Regions from separate parts of the Homo sapiens genome. Here region 2 is linked to region 1. The links are chromatin loops, found by intact Hi-C in ENCODE. Cell type or tissue: CD14-positive monocyte. All regions are shown on one strand.

Region 1 (5,000 bases):
TGTGGACAGGAAGAATGGCAGAAGAGGAGGTGGTAAAATAGGTTAGAGAGCTCTCCCCAATCCCCAATCATCTCTCCAAATCTTACTAATCCAGACCTGTATCCACTGAGAGCTGGGTTACTGAAGAGGACTAAGAAGGGGCTTCACTGCAGAAGCCAAGTGTTCCAAATCAGCATCTGCTCCTAGCTTCCACTCATCCTACCCTGCCTTGTCTGTGTCTCCTTGTGGCTGTGTGTGTGTGCCAGAGTTAAGGCTCTATGAGGTGCTGGATCTGATTCATGTCTGAAACCCTCTGGCACCAGCCCAGTGCTCTGAACAGAGGTGTTCAATTAATATTAAAGAAAACAATTTTTTAAAACAAATCTTCCTTCATGGCCAGGCACGGTAGCTCATGCCTGTAATCTCAGCACTTTGGGAGGCTGAAGCGGGTGGATCACCTGAGGTCAGGCATTTGAGACCAGCCTGGCCAATATGGCGAAACCCTGTCTCTACTGAAAATACAAAAATTAGCCAGGCGTGGTGGCGCACACCTGTAGTCCCAGCTACTTGGGAGGCTGAGGCAGGAGGATTGCTTGAACCTGGGAGGCGGAGGCTGCAGTGAGCCAAGATTGCACCTCTGCACTCCAGCCTGGGTGACAGAGTGAAACTCCATCTCAAAAACAAAAACAAAAACAAAACATTCCTTCATTATCCTAACCATCCCTTGTCTCTCCTCTCCTCTACCCCTCACAACTTTGTAGGAATTACAGAAGGCTTTGAATGTGTGTGTGTTTGAGTCGCTGAGATATGCTGTCACCTGACTAAACTCCTAAAGGTAGGAATCTTTCCAAGATTCCTCACTCTGTCCACGTGGTACCTGGCACAGGGCTGACACTTCCTAGAGTGGCTACTTCTACTTGAAGGGAACTGAGAAGGGCTACATTTGGCCCAAGAGCTAGCTAGACAGCCACATGAACAGTCTCTTGCCCTTCCTTCTGGAATTCTGAGTCTCATCTGCCCCTTATCGACCATGTGCAAGCCACTGCCCTCTTCCAAGCCTCAGTTTCCTCAACTAAAAAAAAAAAAAAAAAAACCTGGCCGGGCGAGGTAGCTCACGCCTATTAATTCCAGCACTTTTAGAGGCTGAGGCAGGCGGATCACCTGAGGTCCGGAGTTCAAGACCAGCCTGGCCAACATGGTGAAACCCTGTCTCTACTAAAAATACAAAAATTAGCCGGGCATGGTGGTGTGTGCCGGTAGTCCCAGCTACTTGGGAGGCTGAGGCAGGAGAATCACTTGAACCCAGAAGGCAGAGGTTGCAGTGAGCCCAGATTGTGCCACTGCACTCCAGCCTGGGCAACGAAGTGAGGCTCCATCTAAAACAAAAAAACCCTGCCAGTCCTTCTCTTAAGACCAATGAAACACGAACGTGGCAAAGATGTGCAGATGCGTTATAAACCATAAAACCCTACACCCATGTTGATTTTAGTCAAGCTAGTCATCCCTAGGAGGAGATGCCCCAGTTCCGAGGGAAGGCAGAGCTGCTAGGCCTGCTGCCTCGGGCATGGCCTTGGTGCCAGAGCTCACCTCACAGAGAACGATCCCAAAGGAGAAGATATCCACCGTCTCATCATAGCTCTTTCCTTGGGGAACACAGGAGAGCACACTGTTAAGTTTACATCCCTTACCTGCTCTGCACTGGGTCTAGGGTCAATCTAAGCCACAGCTAAGAACTAGGGCTAGAACAGGTTCTGTAGGGACACCCCACAGGCTGTCCTGCGCAGACACCACCTGAAAATAGTCCTTCCTCAGCTGTAGGTGAACTGCCTTGGAGAGCCCTTATAACATAACACTGCCTAGGATGAAACTGCACGTTAAAGTGGAAAAGAACCAGACTAGGGTTCATCTAGCCTCTGCCATTAGGCAGCTGTATGCTCCTAGGCAATTCACTGAACTTCTCTGGGCCTCAGACTCCAAAATGGATTGTATTCAGACCATTTCTGAGGCCTCACAACCCTGATTTCAAGAATCCCAACCAGCATCTCTGGTTGGTTTGAGCATTATCCACCAGAGGGCACCACACTTCAGTTCTCACCATGGAGAGAGAAGGCTAAAGCTGGGACAATAGCCTGAGCTCTTAGCGATCCCTGAGGCACAAATGCCACAGTCAGAACTCACCTTATCCCCCATGATGGGACACTGATCAGTTCCCAGCCCCCTGAGCTCAGGAGCTAAATCGTGAGGCCCCACCTGGCAAGGGAAAAATATCCTCAGCTCTGGGTATCCGGTCCTACGCTTCACAGGCCTCCCCTGGAATTCCCAGGGCTCTGATGCAAGGGCAGCATCTGTCCTCCCTCTGCGGGTGTCCCCTCCAGGGCTTCAGGACTCACCGTTCAGCATCTCAGGGGCCATCCAGTAGGGGTTTCCCACCACCGTGTAGCGCTTCTTGCGGTCGTTCTTGCGCAAGGTGCGTTTCTTGGTGGTGGCCTTCTCCATGGGGGCCCTTTTCCTCTCTTCCACTATGAGCCGTGACAGCCCAAAGTCTGCCACCACCACAGTCTTGTCCTGGTAGGATAAAAGACAGGTCAGGACTTCATGGGGATGTTCTCAAACCTGGCCCTGGGGAGGAAGCATAGGCAAGAGAAGCCACTGAGAAGGGGAGAAAAGGTGTATAGCAAGGGAGAATCAGAGCAGAAAGCTCTATCAAATAGACACACTCAGGCCAGGCACGGTGGCTTCCACCTGTAATCCCAGAACTTTGGGAGGCCAAGGCGGGTGAATCACCTGAGGTCAGGAGTTCAAGACCAGCCTGGCCAACATGGCAAAACCCCGTCTCTACTAAAAATACAAAAAAAAAAAAAAAAAAATTAGCTGGGCGTGGTGGCACACGCCTGTAGTCCTAGCTACTTGGGAGGCTGAAGCAGAAGAATCACTAGAACCCGGGAGGTAGAGGCTGCAGTAAGCCAAGATTGCACCACTGCACTCCAGCCTGGGAAACAGAATGAGACTCCATCTAAAAAACAAAACAAAACAAAACAAAAAAACAGACACACTTGGCATTTGTGTTTCTGAGGGTCTGGTATCTGTGCACAGCAGACTCCCAGCCCACAGTGGGTTCATGGCAGAGCCACTGGAGCCCTGGAGGTGAGGCTCAGGGACTTGGAGAGTGGAACTCAGAGGTGGGACAGGGGGTTGCTTTTGTTTTTCCCTGTCCTGTCTTATTCCTAAAATGATTTCAGGCAGTGGCTAGAACCAGGATAAGACAGAAAAAGGCAAGGTGGAGGCAGTAGATGGGGAGACTTGGGGGAGACAAGCTCTTTGAATAGCTACAGGGCAGTCATGTGGGAAAGGAATGAAGATTGCGTGGTGTGGGTCTAGAGGGCAGAGCCAGGGCCAGCCGGTAGACACCCAGGAAGCCAGATAGCAAGTCAGTAAGACAAACAACATTGTAACCACCACAGCTGAGGGGCAGTGGGAGGAATGCTGGTCTCAAACTGGTCCCTGTAAATTTACTAGCTCGGTGGCCTCAGGCTGAGGCTTCAGGTGCCACCACTGTAAAATGGGGTCAGCAATGAACTGTTTTACAAGACTACTATGGGGCAAAAGCAGGTAAAATGACAGGGTTTTCTACATATAGTCAACAAACTTCTGAAGTCCCTTCTAATCAAATTATTTCAAAGGTTGCTAATGAGAGAAGGTGAAATTATGTCTGTGTGTGTCTCGGAGCTCCCAGAGGACAGAGAAGGGCATTGGAAGAAGCAGGAAGGGAAAGATAGGAGCTCCTAGGCAACACCTCTGCCCTCTAGCCAGAGGGGACAAGTCAGCCTCCTTTGTGACAAGGAAGCCAGGAAGGATAGGACCCTGGAGGCCAGGCCCAGAGCAGTGGGACATACCAACTTGATGAGGCAGTTGTGCGAGTTCAGATCCCGGTGGATGATGCACATAGAGTGCAAATAGGCCTGGAACAGAAGCATGAGCTGAGGCTACAGGGCCAGCAAATCAACTAGACCCTGAATCTGGAATTGGGCGCCATAGATGCTCTCCTACCAGGCCATGCCCACCCAGCTTCAGAACCCAACCTGGACAACAGGGCCAGGGCCTCCTATGGCCTCTCCCTTGTCCCAATACCAACAGGAAGCCTGGACTTCCTCTGCTTCCCTGCTGCCATCTCCTGCCCATCCTTTGGTTCACCAATCACTAGCACAGTGGCTGGCCAAAGCCCTCACAGCTCTCTCCTAATGTCCCCAACTTCAGAAAACCCTGGCCGTTGCAGCACCCCCTCCACCTCTACCCATTTTACTTAGATCCAGGCTGCTCCCTCCTCCCCACTCTCCCAATCTCTGGCTTGAGCCACTTTGGATCCTTCCTGCCTGCAACAGAGAAGTGACTTCTTGCTCCAGCTAGCTCTGTCTTTCAGACATTCACCTCCTCTAAGACTCCACCTTCCCCACTGTCTAAACTTTAAGCTCTCCCCCTTCCTACCAAAATGTTTGTCAACAAATTTGTTTGTTATGTCTCCTCTCCAGGCCTCCACCACTGACTCTTACCACTCTCAGGAGCAACTTCCTTTCTCCTTCCCTTGCAAATGTAGAAGGAGCCACTCCTTGCTCTCCAGCCCCCTGCAATACTACTTTCATCCCTTAGGCTCCTGGAGCTGCTCACACACCCAGGGAGCTCTTCCTGAATCGCTATAGCTCATGACCTGCCTGCCTGCCTGCCTGAGGGAGTGCTCCTCAAAGACTGTCCACAACTTTCCTATGCTACCTGATCCTGAGACTCTTGTGTGTCTGTTTTTTTCTTCCAGCCTTTTCAGTGTCAGCCCTGCTCAAAGCCATCTCCTCTTCACAAGCTGAGACACCCCCACCAGCTACATGGATGCCTCTTCTGTCCCACAGCTCCAGCTGCCCCTTCTCTGCAGATTAGGTGACTAGCAGCCTCTCCCTAAGCCAGTCTCATGGAGCCAGTTTCCTGCCCAGAAGATGCTGATAGGTTCTGCTAGCACAGAACAGCAGGGATCAATG
Region 2 (5,000 bases), 510 kb after region 1:
GCCACCAGAGAAACAGAAACTAGTCCCTTCCATGAGCCATACCCTTCACTACTACCAGTTTTTTGTTTTTGTTTTTAGAGAAAGGGTCTTGCTCTGTCACCCAGGCATGATCATAGTTCACTGAAGCCTTGACCTCCTGGGCTCAAGTGATCGCCCCACCTCAGTCTCTTGAGTAGGTAGGACTATAGGTGTGTGCTACCACACCCAGTTACTATTATTACTTTTTTTGAAAGATGGGGTCTTGATATGTTGCCCAGGCTGCTCTCCACTCCTGGCCTCAAGCGATCCTCCCACTACAGCCTCCCAAAATGCTGGGATTACAGGCATGAACTGCCATGCCTGGCTCCACTATCAGTTTTAATGACCAATAATTCACGCTTATATTCCATTTTCTCAGTTGGGGTGAGAACCATGAAGAGAAAGTCTCTGATGAAGAAAGGGTATAGCACTCCTGATATAGACAGAAGTGGTTTTCTTAGGTAGAGAGAGGGGCTGCACCTAGGCCTAGAAGGCAGGGGCCAAAAACTCAGATACAATGCACTTGATGAACAATAAGGCCCTACACCATCACTTTTGTCTTCCTGGATCCAGCACATTAAATAAATATGTGGAGTAAAGCTGAATTAAACCTCCCTCCAAGAAAAACATGGAATTTGGAGATGGGGGAAGAGAGATAGCAGCAATAAGCAATCCAGGGAGTCTGACAGAGCGGACTGTGCTTCTCAAAGTGAGAAGCTTGGAGGGCTGGCAGGAGCCCTGTGTAGAATGTTTATTATAAAAATGGGGGAAGGTAGGGAGTGGTTGCTCACGCCTGTAATTCTAGCAGTTTGGGAGGCGGAGGTGGGCAGATCACTTGAGGTCAGGAGTTCAAGACCAGCCTGGACAACATGGTGAAACCCATCTCTACTAAAAACACAAAAATTAGCCAGGCATGGTGGCACAAGCCTGTAATCCCAGCTACTGGGGAGGCTGAGGCAGGAGAATCGTCTGAACCCGGGAGGTGGAGGTTGCAGTGAGCTGAGATCGTACCACTGCACTCCAGCCTGGGCAACAGAGCAAGACTCCATTTCAAAAATAAATAAATAAAAATAAAAAATAAAAATGGGGGAGGGCCGGGTGTCTCACACCTGTAATCCAGCACTTTGGGAGGCCGAGGCAGGAAAATTGCCTGAGCCCAGCAGTTTGAGACCAGCATGGGCAACACGGTGAGGCCCTGTCTCTATAAAAAAAATTTAAATTAAATTAAAACAAATAAAAATTAAAATGGGGGTCCCTAGGTGCCATATGACCATCGGATCTGAATCTCAGTGGTCCTGCCCTAGGAATCTGCAGTTTTAACATGCTCCCCCAGGAAGACTTCATGTCCCTCAAAGTAAGAGAGAAGTTATTCAGTTTTCTTTTCTTGTGTTGTTTAATCCATACCAGTCAAATTTTCACTCAAGTGAGTTCATAAGAGAGTTCTTTATACTGTCTGGCCAGCTGGGAGGATGGGGCTTCTCTCCTCCTCAGGACTGAGGGGTCTGAGGGTCAATAGCTTGAATGCACCTATATTTTCCCTTTGTTCTAAGGAGAGCATAACCCTGTTCCCATCCATCTTCTTAGGGAGTGAGGACAGAGGCAGTGGCCACAGAAGAACCTGGATCAGTATCTGCAGGCATTCTCCAAGCCCTAAGGAATGTCTCCCCCAACAAGTAAGAAACACTGTGCTTTGTGAAGTCATTCCTTCAAACGGGAAGAGAGGACTGTTAAGTGGACCAAGCCCACTTGCATCCCCAGGCACACAGGCAGCAGGGTTCCCGAGAGCTGTTTACAGAGCCAGAACAACGCCACACTCCCTGGGAATTTATTTCCACCTCAGTGGGATCACACCCAACAGGAACAGGAGGAAATTCTTCCAAGTCCTACCTGTTAGAGGATTTTCATTTTGGAGCAATAGGGTGGCAGGCTGTCCAGGTATTCTTTAGGGCCAGCCTCTAGGGCCACCAGCCACCCAACCCCCTCCTCATCCCCGCCCACCCCACTCTACTGCCTGCTCTAGTTGCTCTAAGGGCAGAGCCTGGGCTGCCTGGGATAATTCCAAGTGCTGGGCTGTGATATCAGAATAGAGTTATGACATCAATGGAGGGTAGGCGAGCCTAGGGGAGGCGAGAACCGGGGAGCCCCTGAGGCGCTAGGCTAGCCCCCCAGAAGTGAAGGCCCAAGAGGGAGGTGGCCAGCTCTGTATCGGTTTCTTACAAACCTGAACATCAGAAAATGACTCACAGGTACGGAGAGATTTGTTGCAAGCCAGCCAACCTGCTGGTGCTTCCCTAGACACTGAGTTACAGAAAAGAAAGCGAACAAGCCATCTTCTAGCGCCCCCCTGTGTCAAGTAAAAGGATACTATCTCTTTTCTGACTTGGAGGTTTGCCTTTGGACCAGGGAGTTGGGAGCAGAGACCCCAAGTGGGCTGGGGGTCAAGGTCCCCCAGGATAGGGTTAAATGCTCGTAGATAAAATGCAGGATGCCCAGTTACATTTGAATTTCAGACACACAATAAATAAATTTTAGTATATAGACTGCCCAAATATTGCATGAGACATCCTTATACTAAAATATTATTCGTTTTGTATTTGAAGCTCAAATTAAACTGGGTGACCTGTGGGTTTTTTTTTTTTTTTCTGTCACTCTGTTGCCCAGGCTGGAGAGCAGTGGCTCAATCTCGGCTCACTGCAACCTCCACCTCCTGGGTTCAAGCAATTCTCCTGCCTCAGCCTCCCAAGTAGCTGGGATTAGAGGCATGCACCACCACACCTGGATAATTTTTGTATTTTCAGTAGAAACAGGTTTCACCATGTTGGCCAGGCTGGTCTTGAACTTCTGACCTCAAGTGATCTGTCCACTTCAGCCTCCCAAAGTGTTGGGATTACAGGCGTAAGCCACTGCACCCGGCCAACCTGTGTTTGTATATTTTGAATCTGCCAATCCCACTCAAGGAGCTTTTGAAAAAAAATACAAATACCCTCTGCACCCAAAAGTCATTCTCATTCTGTTTTAGCAGGGCAGGGGACTTCTTGGGAACCTGTATTATTTTAAAGCTGCGAAAGTGACTATCAATAACTGCAGCTTACTTTAGTCGAGTGTTTGCCAAGCCGTGTGCCAAGATCTCTTCACACATTATCTAAACTAATCCTCACAGCACCTCTAAGAGTTGGTTCTATCATGAAACCCATTTTACAAAGGAGAGAAATGATGCAAAAGACGGCAAGCAACTTGTCCAAGGTCACACAGTGGGTAAGTGTGGGAGCCACGATTTGAACCCAGGCAGGCTGGCTCCAGCATCTCTGCTTCCACTGACTTAGAAATCTTTGATTGAAGGGACCCTGGGAAGCACAGAATTGAAGCTTCTAGGGGACTGACAAGCGGGGACTCTGAGGCTCTAGGAAGCCCATGCTCAGACTAACTGCTACGCTACCATGCTCGAGGGGCTGAGCCAAGGAGCAAACACCTGGGAGCAAACATCTGGCCCAGGCAGGAGGCTGGCTCAGAGAAGGCTTTCCTGAATGGCCTCTCCCTGGAGGGTAAACAGACTTGAGGAAAATAGGGTGTGGGAAGGGGCTGGATACTAGGGAACAGACCTTGCCAACAAGAGGTACAGCATTCACGCTGGCTGGCAGCAAGATGGTGTGCCAGTGAAGACAGCAGAAGCTGGATGGGTCTAGAGCGCAAGAGGAGCCAGAGAAGAGACATAAATCAAAATTGCATTTTTTTTTTTTGGAGACGGAGTCTTGCTCTGTTGCCCAGGCTGGAGTGCAGTGGTGCAATCTCAGCTCACTGCAAGCTCTGCCTCCTGGGTTCACCCCCTGCCTCAGCCTCCCGAGTAGCTGGGACTACAGGCGCCCGCCACCACGCCCGGCTAATTTTTTGTATTTTCAGTGGAGACAGGGTTACACCGTGTTAGCCAGGATGTCTCGATCTCCTGACCTCGTGGTCCACCCGCCTTGGCCTCCCAAAGTGCTGAGATTACAGGCGTGAGCCACCGCGCCCGGCCCAAAATTGCATTTTATTTTTATTTTATTTTTTATTTTTTATTTTTTGAGATGGAGTCTCACTCTGTCACCCAGGCTGGAGTGCAGTAGTGTAATCTCGGTTCACTGAAACCTCTGCTTCCCAGGTTCAAATGATTCTCTCCTGACTCAGCCTCCAAATAGCTGAGACTACAGTTGCACACCACTATGCCTGGCTAATATTTCTATTTTGGGTAGAGATGGAGTTTCGCCATATCGCCCAGGCTGGTCTCGAACTCCTGGGCTCAAGTGATCCACCCGCCTCGGCCTCCCAAACTGCTGGGAGTATTATAGTTGTATGGTTTACATTTTGAGTTAAATTTTATATAAATAAGAAGTATAAATCAAGATTCATTTTATTGCATATGGATGTCCAATTGTTCCAACACTACTTGTTGAAAAGACTAACCTTTCTCAATTAAATTGTTTCTGCACCTCTGTCAAAAGCCATCTGACCATATTTGTCTGGGCCCATTTCTGGACTCTCCATTCTGTTCCATTAATGTATATGTCTATCTCATTAATCTATATAGTGTTTGCCAACATCACACTGTCTTGTTTCTTTATGATAAGTCTTAAAATTGAGTAATTACTCCACCTTTATTCTTCTTTTTCAAAGTTGCTTTAGCTAGTCTAATTTCTTTATCTTTTCATATAAATGTATAATAAGTTTGTCTATGCTGAGAAAATGTCCTGCTGGGATTTTTTTTGGAATTGCATTCAAGCTACTGATCAGTCAAGGGAAAACTGACGTCTTTACTCTCTTGAATCTTCTGATCCATGAGCATTGTATGTCTCTCCATTTATTTTGGTCTTCTATTTCATCAGTATTTAACACTATTTACATATAGATACTATATTTGTTTTGTTATAATTATATCTAAGTATTTCATGGGGTCATTGTAAGTGATTTTTAAAAATTTTTTGTTACCAATTGTTCATTGCTAATACACA

The links. Peaks named below come from ENCODE experiments on the same cell type or tissue, not always from the same donor. Only the 100,000 strongest peaks of a DNase experiment are listed, where the experiment ranks them.
Region 2: a loop joins it to region 1, with 4 times the contacts of the local background. A loop is called at or near these places in 2 of 110 quality-filtered maps.

The regions. Positions count from the first base shown.
Region 1 is chr22:31,270,074-31,275,073 of GRCh38, reverse strand. It overlaps LIMK2 (LIM domain kinase 2), which reads right to left. Exons shown (of 16, transcript NM_005569.4): 12 at 3,873-3,938; 13 at 2,370-2,544; 14 at 1,567-1,622. Among named protein-coding and RNA genes, the nearest start is that of PIK3IP1, 20 kb to the left of the region's middle. In CD14-positive monocyte, CTCF peaks have their summits at 1,810 and 2,014 (motif pointing right); DNase peaks (open chromatin) are centred at 2,073 and 2,393; H3K27ac peaks cover 2,102 bases.
Region 2 is chr22:30,761,298-30,766,297 of GRCh38, reverse strand. The region is part of intron 2 of OSBP2 (oxysterol binding protein 2); the gene reads right to left. Among named protein-coding and RNA genes, the nearest start is that of MIR3200, 32 kb to the right of the region's middle. RefSeq lists a silencer at 2,319-2,368. In CD14-positive monocyte, CTCF peaks have their summits at 2,162 and 2,366 (motif pointing left); no DNase peak of the experiment used is centred here.